Linked DNA regions of Homo sapiens: all the other regions are linked to region 2. A link is a contact called in ENCODE Hi-C data. All regions are on one chromosome and are shown on one strand. The core of a region is the stretch at or near the end of the contact, and the rest is flanking DNA. Distances in the headings are between cores, read along the strand shown. Region 1 overlaps XG (Xg glycoprotein (Xg blood group)). Region 2 overlaps CD99 (CD99 molecule (Xg blood group)). Region 3 overlaps XG (Xg glycoprotein (Xg blood group)).

Region 1 (2,950 bases), core at 451-2,950, 70 kb after region 2:
CTTTAAAAATGGGTTAGCCTATGTCTACATTTAAATAATAATAATAATAATAATGTTCCAACTTCAGGCTCTGAAAAAAGTCAAAAGATGAGCTGTCAACTAGAAGAGGCTCCTTACTGCTCATACCACCAGGGAAAGTTTAATATGCAAAATGCAGTCATCCTTCAGAATTCATGGGGGATTAGTTTTAAGACGCCTTCTTCCCCGCAGACACCAAAATCCACAGCTGCTGAAGTCTCTGATATAAAACGTGCAGTACTTGCATATAATGCAAGTATATGTTCCTGTATATTTTTATTTATTTATTTGGAGACAGAATCTCACTCTGTTGCCCAGGCTGGAGTGCAGTGGCGTGATCTTGGCTCACTGTAACCTCCACCTCCCGGGTTCAAGAGATTCTCCTGACTCAACCTCCCAAGTAGCTGGGATTACAGGTATGCGCCACCACCCCCAGCTAATTTTTGTATTTTTGGTAGAGACGGGTTTTAACCATGTTGTCCAGGCTGGTTTCGAACTCCTGACCTCACATAATCTGCCCACCTTGGCCTCCCAAAGTGCTGGGATTACAGGGATGAGCCACCGTGTCCAGCCTCTGGTATACTTTAAATTATCTCTAGGTTACTCATAACTCCTGATACGCTGTAAATGCTATGCAAATAGTTGTTATACTATATTATTTTTTATTTGTATTACTTTTTATTGGATTGCTATATTTTATTTTTTGAAATATTTTCAATACAAGACTGGTTGGATCTATAGATGCAGAAATTCTGGTTATAGAGCACAAACTGTGTATAGATAGCTCCTACCAAAACAGACGGATGGTGAAAAAAAGAAAAGAAAAGAAAAGAAAAAGAAAATGGAGGAGAGAGACTATGAGGCGACTAAAAGAAGAGGGATATGATCATTCCATTCGCTGACAAGAAAAATTCAAAGAAGAGGGAATTATGCAATTGACCAGCTGATGTGTGTTAGAAATGCTCAGGGTCACACATATTCATTGAAAGCCAATTTAAGCCACTATTTAAATTTAAACCGATTTAAACAATTGGGCTTTTTTTTTTTTTTCTAAAAAAAAAAAAAAGTCAATTAGGCCAGGCGAGGTGGCTCACACCTGTCATCCCGGCACTTTGGGAGGCCGAGGTGGGTGGATCACAAGGTCAGGAGTTTGAGACCAGCCTGGCCAACATGGTGAAACCCTGTTTCTACTAAAAATACAAAAGTTAGCTGGGCATGGTGGTGTGTGCCTGAGGCTGTGAGACTGAGGCAGGAGAATCACTTGAACCCAGGAGGCGGAGGTTGCAGGGAGCGGAGATCATGCCACTGCACTCCAGCTTGGGCGACAGACCAAGACTCTGTCTCAAAAAAAAAAAAGAAGAAGTATATTGGTTCCGTCTGGAAAGGTGGAGCACTTGAAGCAAAGGCAGGAAGACTGGAAGCAGGGAGAGGGTTTTCAGGTCACAAACAGGTGAGAGACAAAACAGTTGCCTTCTTTTGAGTTTCTGATTAGCCTTTCCAAAGGAGGCGATCAGATACGAATCTGCCTCAGGGAGCAGAGGGGGGACTTTGAATAGAATGGGAGGCAGGTTGGCCCTAAGCAGTTCCCAGCTGGACTTTTCCCTTTAGCTTAGTGACTTGGGGGTCCCGAGATTTATGTTCCCTTCACAGTGTATGAGTGAGAGCACTTGGAAACTGAGAGTGGAAGTGTCGCAGGCCAGGTCTCACTAACACAGGCCCCCACAACACCTGTTTCAGTATTGACTGAGTGGTTAAATATTAAAAGCCAGTGCTGTTATACAAAGGCTGGAATGTAACAAAAGCCCACCGAGAGTTTTTCCCAGGACTTTCCCGGGCCTTAAAGCATGACAAAATAATGAATGAATTCTTAACAGGACCCATTTAGGATTAAACAAGTTTTACTGGGGGTCTGCAGAAACTCCCCAGGCCTCCACAAACAAGTTTATTGGGGCTTTGAAGGAACTCTGCAAACCTCCTGGATTTAGCAGGAGACAACATGAGGGTAATCACCCCGGCACCTGGACCCATTAGATTAAGTCAATTTACTGAGGCTCCTGAGGAAGATCCTCAGGACTCAGACCTTAGTTATAGATTAAAAGAAGTTAATCACTTATGTCTTTAGATAAATGCACACACATATCTCCACATAGCTTGGAAGGTATATAAGCTCTGGAAAACTATAATTTTGAGTTAGTCTGGTGATAATTTCCAGGCCTTCTCCCTGTAACAGGTTGCAGAAATAAAAACTCTCTTCCTCCCCAGTTCATCGGTGTTTCATTATTGGGCTGTGAGAAATAGCAACCCAGTTGGGTCCGGGAACAGAAGGTTTGGTGTTATCTTCATCACAGGCACTGGACTGTCGGTAAATTTATTCCATGACAATTCTTCCTAGGTTTCTTTTTTATATTACTTGCTTCCATCATGGCAGACAGCTACACTGGCTTCTTGCCATGAAAACGAACTTCTAGTAACAAAACGGAAACCTTTTTTTTTAAGTTTCAGGTTTCAAGGTTTTACTTCTATCTGCAAAGTGATTTTTAACCAGACAATGGCAATCTATAAACACACCGTGGGCAGCAAATCAGAACAAACTGCAAGGTCGATAGTCACGCTGATGAGCTTGTTTCTGCAGCCTGCTCCTAAGGGAAGGACAATTTTCTTTTCTAACAGTGCAATGTTGTTTCCTCCACAGATATCTACCCAAAGCCAAAACCACCTTACTACCCACAGCCCGAGAATCCCGACAGCGGTGGAAGTAAGAATCCGCAGGCCTGAAACTCTTTCTCAATCTGGTTTGATGATGTTTGCCTTTTTATTTACTAGCAGGTTTAGCCTGGTTGCATTTGAAATATGTGTGTAATAGCTCCCTTACTGGGAATGTAGTTTCTTTCCTCACTGGGGGGAGCAAGAAAGTCCAACGGACAGAAACAAT
Region 2 (3,147 bases), core at 281-2,780:
CAGACACACATGTGCATGCACACATACACAGGCACATACATGCATGCACACTCATGCCATGCATATATGCATGCATGCACACGTGTGCACCCACACAGCAAGTCACATGTGCACGTGAGCACACATGAAAACACACAAGCACATGCACATACTCCTGCAGTGCACATGCACACCCATATATGCATGCACACAGGTGTGTGCTCAGATAGCACCCTCACACATATGCACACAAGCACACAGGCAAACACGCAGACACATGAACAAATGCACATATATATTCATGCAGTGCACTTGTGCACATATACACATGCAAACAGGTGTGCATTCAGCACACTCACAATGCACATGAAAACACGTGTGCACACACATGCAGTGCAATACATATATGCATGCACATGTGTGCCCACACCATACACCCACACATACGTGCAGGAGCACACACGTGCACACACAGAAACCACATGAATGCATGAGCACGCGTATATGAAATACACATGTACACATGAGCACATCCACACGCGCACATGCATGAACATAGACACACACATGCATGTACATAGACACGCACATGCATGTACATAGACATGCACACGTATACCCAGGCCCTGCATTGGAAAAAATCCAAAATGTGGCTTGGTTGCAAAGAGCACATGAAGAGCTGTTGAATGCAGAGGTGCCCAGCAAGAAGCATGGACCTAAACCCGAAGGTGGTTGGGGGAAGCTTGGGGACACCTGGGTGGGCAAATGGCCCCCCTGAGGCCCAGGGACAGATGCAAAAACCCAGCAAGCCAGGAGGGTCTTTGAAAAAAAAAATGTGTACCACATGTGACATTTCCCATGTGAGGGAAGCATCGAGATCATACTGTGTTTTCCCTGTGCCCTGCGATTTTGCAGCTGACATGCCCTTTCTGTGGAAATATATAGCAGTCCTCATGCTAGGATTGCGTGTTCTGTGTCAGGCAGCTGGGCATGGGAGTGCAGGGTGTGGGGTGGAACCTGGGAGGAGAGTTCTAGTTTTACCACTGTGTTCCGGCCGTGGGGTGTCCTGGGGAATGGAGGCCACCTCCTGACACTGGAGTTTCCTGGGTTCTGCTGTGAGCGAGGAGTGGGAGAAGACAAGACTCTGGTCTTAGAAACCTTCCGAGTCTCGTACGCCCTTGACTGCCGTTTCTGAGTATTTCCTGAAGCTTGGGAAGGATGAGTCACTTTAAGGGGATTGTCCTATGTTGCTTTGTTTTGTTTCTTTAGTGACGGTGTCTATGATCATCTTCTGTTTATGAGGGTGAAATTACAGAAATAAGAAGGGTTACACTTAAAATAATATCTGTACTTTACTTTCACGTGTGGGGTTTTTTTTTGTCATTGCTGCTGCTTTTTTTTCTTTAACATTCTGACAGTTCTGTCTGCTTATTATTAAGTCTTCCTACCTTTCTAAAGAGAATGTCTTTCTTGCTAAAGAATACATTATGGACTCTTGGAATCTCTTTGTTGGGGTGGAGGGGGTGGGGACTTGCCCTGACTTGCTGGGAATGCCCATAGGGTTTAGAAGTCACGTCTACCGCTGAGGCACTAACAAAGGTAAGCCTTCAAGGAAGCACTGTCATTTCCGGGGAAGAGAGTTTTGAGGAAATTGAAACAGTTACGAATTGATCTAGCAGTCCCTCTACTAATGTATCTACATATGAAGATATGTAGAGATGACTTTTTTTTTTTTTTTTTTTTTGAGATGGAGTCTCCCTCTGTCACCCAGGCTGGAGTGCAGTGGCATGATCTCTGCTCACTGCAACCTCTACTTCCCGGATTCAAGCGATTTTCCTGCCTCAGCCTCCTGAGTAGCTGGGATTACATGCGCATATCACCACGCCTGGCCAATTTTTTTGTATTTATAGTAGAGACGGGGTTTCACCATGTTGGTTGGGCTGGTCTCGAACTCCTGACCTCGTGATCCTCTCACCTTGGCCTCCCAAAGTGCTGAGATTACAGGTGTGAGCCACCGCACCCGGCCCCAGAGATGACTTCTAAACCTTCAGGGTATTCCCAGCAAGTCAGGGCAAGTCTATATATATATAATATATATATGTGTATATATATATTTGTATAAATATATAATTCGTATATATAGTATGTATATATAGTATATATAGTATGTATGTATATGGTGTGTATATATGTAGTGTGTGTATACATAGTATGTGTATATACAGTATGTATGTATATAGTATGTGTATATATAGTATGTGTGTGTATTATATATATATATAGTATGTGTATGTGTGTATATATATATATGTTTATTTGGGATAAGGAAAGGAAATCAGTATGTCAAAGAGACACTCCCCTCCCATGTTTATTGCAGCACCATTCGGAGTAGCCAAGACATGCAGTCAATGGAAGAGCCCATCAAGGGATGAATGCAGAAAGAAAATGTGCTATATCAACTCTGTACATTCACTAAAAGCCATTCATTTGCACAGTGAGAATAAGTGCCTTTCATGCTATGTAAACTATGCCTCAATAAAGCTATTAAATGAACAAAGAAAATAGGGTATATTCACAATGGAATGGTATTCAGCTTTAAAAAAGAAGGAGGTTGGCTGGGTGCGGTGGCTCATGCCTGTCATCCTAGCACTTTGGGAGGCTGAGGCAGGTGGATCACCTGAGGTCAGGAGTTCAAGACCAGCCTGGCCAACATGGTGAAACCCCGTCTCTAGTAAAAATACAAAAAATTAGCTGGGCATGATGGGCGGGCGCCTATAGTCCCAGCTACTCAGGAGGCTGAGGCAGGAGAATTGCTTGAACCCAGGAGGCGGAGGTTGTAGTGAGCCAAGATCATCGCACTCCAGCTTGGGCAACAGAGTGAGACTCTGTCTCAAAAAGAAAAAAGAAGGAAGTCCTGCCATTTGCAACAACATGGATGGAACTGGAGGACATGATGTTAAGTGCAGTAAGCCGAGCACAGAAAGACAAATACCGTCTGACCCAAACACGCTTACGTGGAATCTAAAACCACTGAACTCACAGAAGCAGAGTGGAATGGCGGTGACCAAGGGGTTGGGAGTGAGGGGTGGGGGAAATGGGGAAATGATGGGTAAAGGGTACAACATTTCCATCAGATAGGAAGGGATAAGTTCAGGGGTCTACTGTACT
Region 3 (2,817 bases), core at 65-2,564, 100 kb after region 2:
TCCACTCCTGCAGGCAATATGGTAGCAAAAATCGTGTCTCCCATCGTATCCGTGGTGGTGGTGACACTGCTGGGAGCAGCAGCCAGTTATTTCAAACTAAACAATAGGAGAAATTGTTTCAGGACCCATGGTAAGTTTGGCTCTAAACATTGTTTTGCTTGTTACTAAGCCTGATTTAAAAAAAAAAATTACTTTCAGATGTCTGTCACTAGCAAGGTTATTTCTGGTTAAGTTCAATATACATAACTTGCCTAATAATGTGATTTTTTAAAATTTATTTTTATTCTTTTTGAGACAGAGTTACACTGTGTTGCCCAGGCTGGACTGCAGTGGCAGGACCTCGGCTCACTGCAACCTCTACCTCCTGGGTTCAAGAGATTCTCTTGCCTCAGCCTCCCGAACAGCTGGGACTACAGGCATGCACCACCACGCCTGGCTAATTTTTGTATTTTTAGTAGAGATGGGGTTTCACCATGTTGGCCAGGCTGGTCTTGAACTCCTGACCTCAAGTGAGCTGCCCGCCTTGGCCTCCCAAAGTTCTGAGATTACAGGCGTGAGCCACCGTGCCTGGCCAACAATTGGGTTTTCATGGTCAGGTGTGAGCTGTACCTTCCTCTAAACCTTGTTACAATGAGGCTGGCACATTATCTGTCTAATGTAAAAGAGGAGGAGAAAAAAAGGAAAGAAAAAGAAACAAACAAACAAAAATTACCAACCTACATTGCAAGACTATAAGCATGACGGTTGGTTTAACTACCTGTTCTGTTTTGTATTCAGTGAAATTTTCGTCACAGGCGAGTCAGGAAAAATACCTGGGTTGAATGTGAATGTTTTGCCCAGAACCCCACCCGCAAAGAAAACTACCGAAACACTGAATTATAAGCCTCTCTGAAATTCCGAAGGTGCGCTCAGACCATAGGGGAGAGGAAAGATCTGCTGTGGCTTCCTGGTTCAATGCCGGCTCCACACTCCTGGGTTTGAAGAATCACTTGGGATTTGAGAGCAGAGGATGCCCTAAAGAAATCTCTGAAACAACAGTCAGGGATTGTTTTATAGCCTAAAGAGTGACTCAGATCTTTAACTGGGTGTCTCTGGAGGCTTGGTTTAAACCTCAGGCCACCCACGTCAGAATCTGTCTGGAGTTTGCCCAGGGCCCTCTAACTCATACCTTCTTTGTGTCCCCGAAGGAAACCAGAAAGGGGTGCCCATTCCTACGGTGTTTGCTTTAGGATTTGCATTTGGCCTCAAAAATCCTAAAACCTTCCCATGCGCTCCCTCTGCTGGTGAATGGGCAGTATCAACCGTTAGCTAATGAACCTCCGTTTGGGGTGAGCCTCCGTCTACATTACGCCCCGTCCTGAAATTTTAGGAGGAAACTGAGTTTCTGAAAAACTGCCTTATTTTCCTGGCAACCTGAGAGCAGATTCTTGGGTTCAGTGACAACACTCTTTCACCCAACATGGCAGCCATCATTAACGAACACCACGTGTTAACTTCAGTAGCTTTTGTGGCAGTGATTTGTAAGCCTTTGTTAACCAAGGGCTGAAACTGAGTAAGCAGAGAGAGGCACCCATCTCCACAAGCACAAAATGTAAGGGCGGGGTACAGGGGTCCCCCACAAACTCAATAATCAAGGCAAATATATTTTAGTGCAATATTTTAGAAGGAAAATCATTGGAATGGGGGCCAGTTGAGTTTCTGAAATAGGTGTAGTTTTAAAAACGTGGATGATGCCTGCCCCATTTATCTGAGGTGGAAGGAAGCACGTTTTTGCTAAAGAGGTATAATGTCTTGAAGCTCTTTCATGCCTTTTGGCTGCCTGGTAAGTATTTTTGTCTACTTTCTCCATTGTACTTCGATGATACCCTCACCAGGTATTCCCAAGCACCAAGTTTATCTTCCCCTCCCTTAAAGTTCCTGAGATCAGAAAGGAGGATGTAGACAGAGTGAGCTGATGTTAGGGAGATCTCTTCAAGGGTGAGCAGTGACATTTATGTGGATCCTGGGCCTATATCACCTCGCTGGCTGTAAAGCCTTTATACTATCTAGGAAATATGTGCATGACAGCAAATACGTATGGGTTTGGTATCAAATGGGGCTCAGAGCTCTGCGAACTTGACTCTAAAGTTCCAGGCTGCTGCTAATGGTACCCAGCTGTCCACCTCTCCTTAGTTAGGTCATTAATTTTCTCTGTCTCCTAAAGGATGACGTACATGGTATACTAACCATATCCATGGTGATGTGGTGCAGTGCACAACCTGTGGAACTGTGTACCTGCTGAGGCCATACACTGAAGCTTGCACACTTTGTAGAGAAAGAGTTGTAGTAACAGAGCTACACAGATAGAAGCAGATGTCTGTCACTTGATGTGGACTTTTAAGAATCATACTTTGCTTTTATTTTATAAAGTGGAGCAAATGACAACATCACTTCAGAAGTTATAAAGACCAACAAGGCCATATTCGAAAAAAGAAGTTCCTACAAATATTAGTTTTAACCAAAAAGGAAGTTACTCAATTCATTTAAGATCATCAAAATCCTTAACAAATGGCAAAATGTCAAAAACAATGTTTTCAAAACGAATATTTGTTTCCAGATATGATTTTAACAGTTTTTAAATATTTTCTATTTTTAATTTTTCCTGCTTTATTGAGGTATAGTTGACAAATAAACATTGTATATATTTAAGATGTACAACTTCATTTCTGCATCATTTATTTGTTCTAATCTATCTCCTTCTGCCGAATGTAAAGCAGGTGTCATGTAGACAGCACATAGTCTGATCTTGGTTTTCTTTTTTTTAAAATAGATTTTTCA

Evidence for each region. Hi-C counts contacts between places; a loop is a spot of excess contacts on that map. Pooled maps may share reads with other maps.
Region 1: a map with no recorded cell type shows a loop between it and region 2 (2.5-fold over the local background). The contact joins two enhancer-like sites. A Hi-C loop is called at or near these places in 1 of 168 maps with a recorded cell type or tissue (sigmoid colon), 13 of 37 single-sample maps with no recorded cell type and 5 of 50 pooled maps.
Region 3: a map of sigmoid colon shows a loop between it and region 2 (5-fold over the local background). The contact joins two enhancer-like sites. A Hi-C loop is called at or near these places in 11 of 168 maps with a recorded cell type or tissue (A673, Right ventricle myocardium inferior, colonic mucosa and 7 more), 3 of 37 single-sample maps with no recorded cell type and 22 of 50 pooled maps.

The regions. Positions count from the first base shown.
Region 1 is chrX:2,779,356-2,782,305 of GRCh38, forward strand. XG (Xg glycoprotein (Xg blood group)) reads left to right here. Exons shown (of 11, transcript NM_001141919.2): 4 at 2,711-2,773. Among named protein-coding and RNA genes, the nearest start is that of XG, 29 kb to the left of the region's middle. RefSeq lists an enhancer at 2,197-2,878. Within about 2 kb of position 1,701, at least 2 of the 41 ENCODE cell types and tissues checked have a DNase peak (open chromatin) inside an H3K27ac peak, as active enhancers do.
Region 2 is chrX:2,709,166-2,712,312 of GRCh38, forward strand. All of the region lies in intron 1 of CD99 (CD99 molecule (Xg blood group)), which reads left to right. Among named protein-coding and RNA genes, the nearest start is that of CD99, 19 kb to the left of the region's middle. Within about 2 kb of position 1,531, at least 17 of the 41 ENCODE cell types and tissues checked have a DNase peak (open chromatin) inside an H3K27ac peak, as active enhancers do; they include A673 and mammary epithelial cell, where a contact is called at or near this core.
Region 3 is chrX:2,811,323-2,814,139 of GRCh38, forward strand. It overlaps XG (Xg glycoprotein (Xg blood group)), which reads left to right. Exons shown (of 11, transcript NM_001141919.2): 10 at 14-130. Among named protein-coding and RNA genes, the nearest start is that of GYG2, 16 kb to the right of the region's middle. Within about 2 kb of position 1,315, at least 2 of the 41 ENCODE cell types and tissues checked have a DNase peak (open chromatin) inside an H3K27ac peak, as active enhancers do; they include A673 and mammary epithelial cell, where a contact is called at or near this core.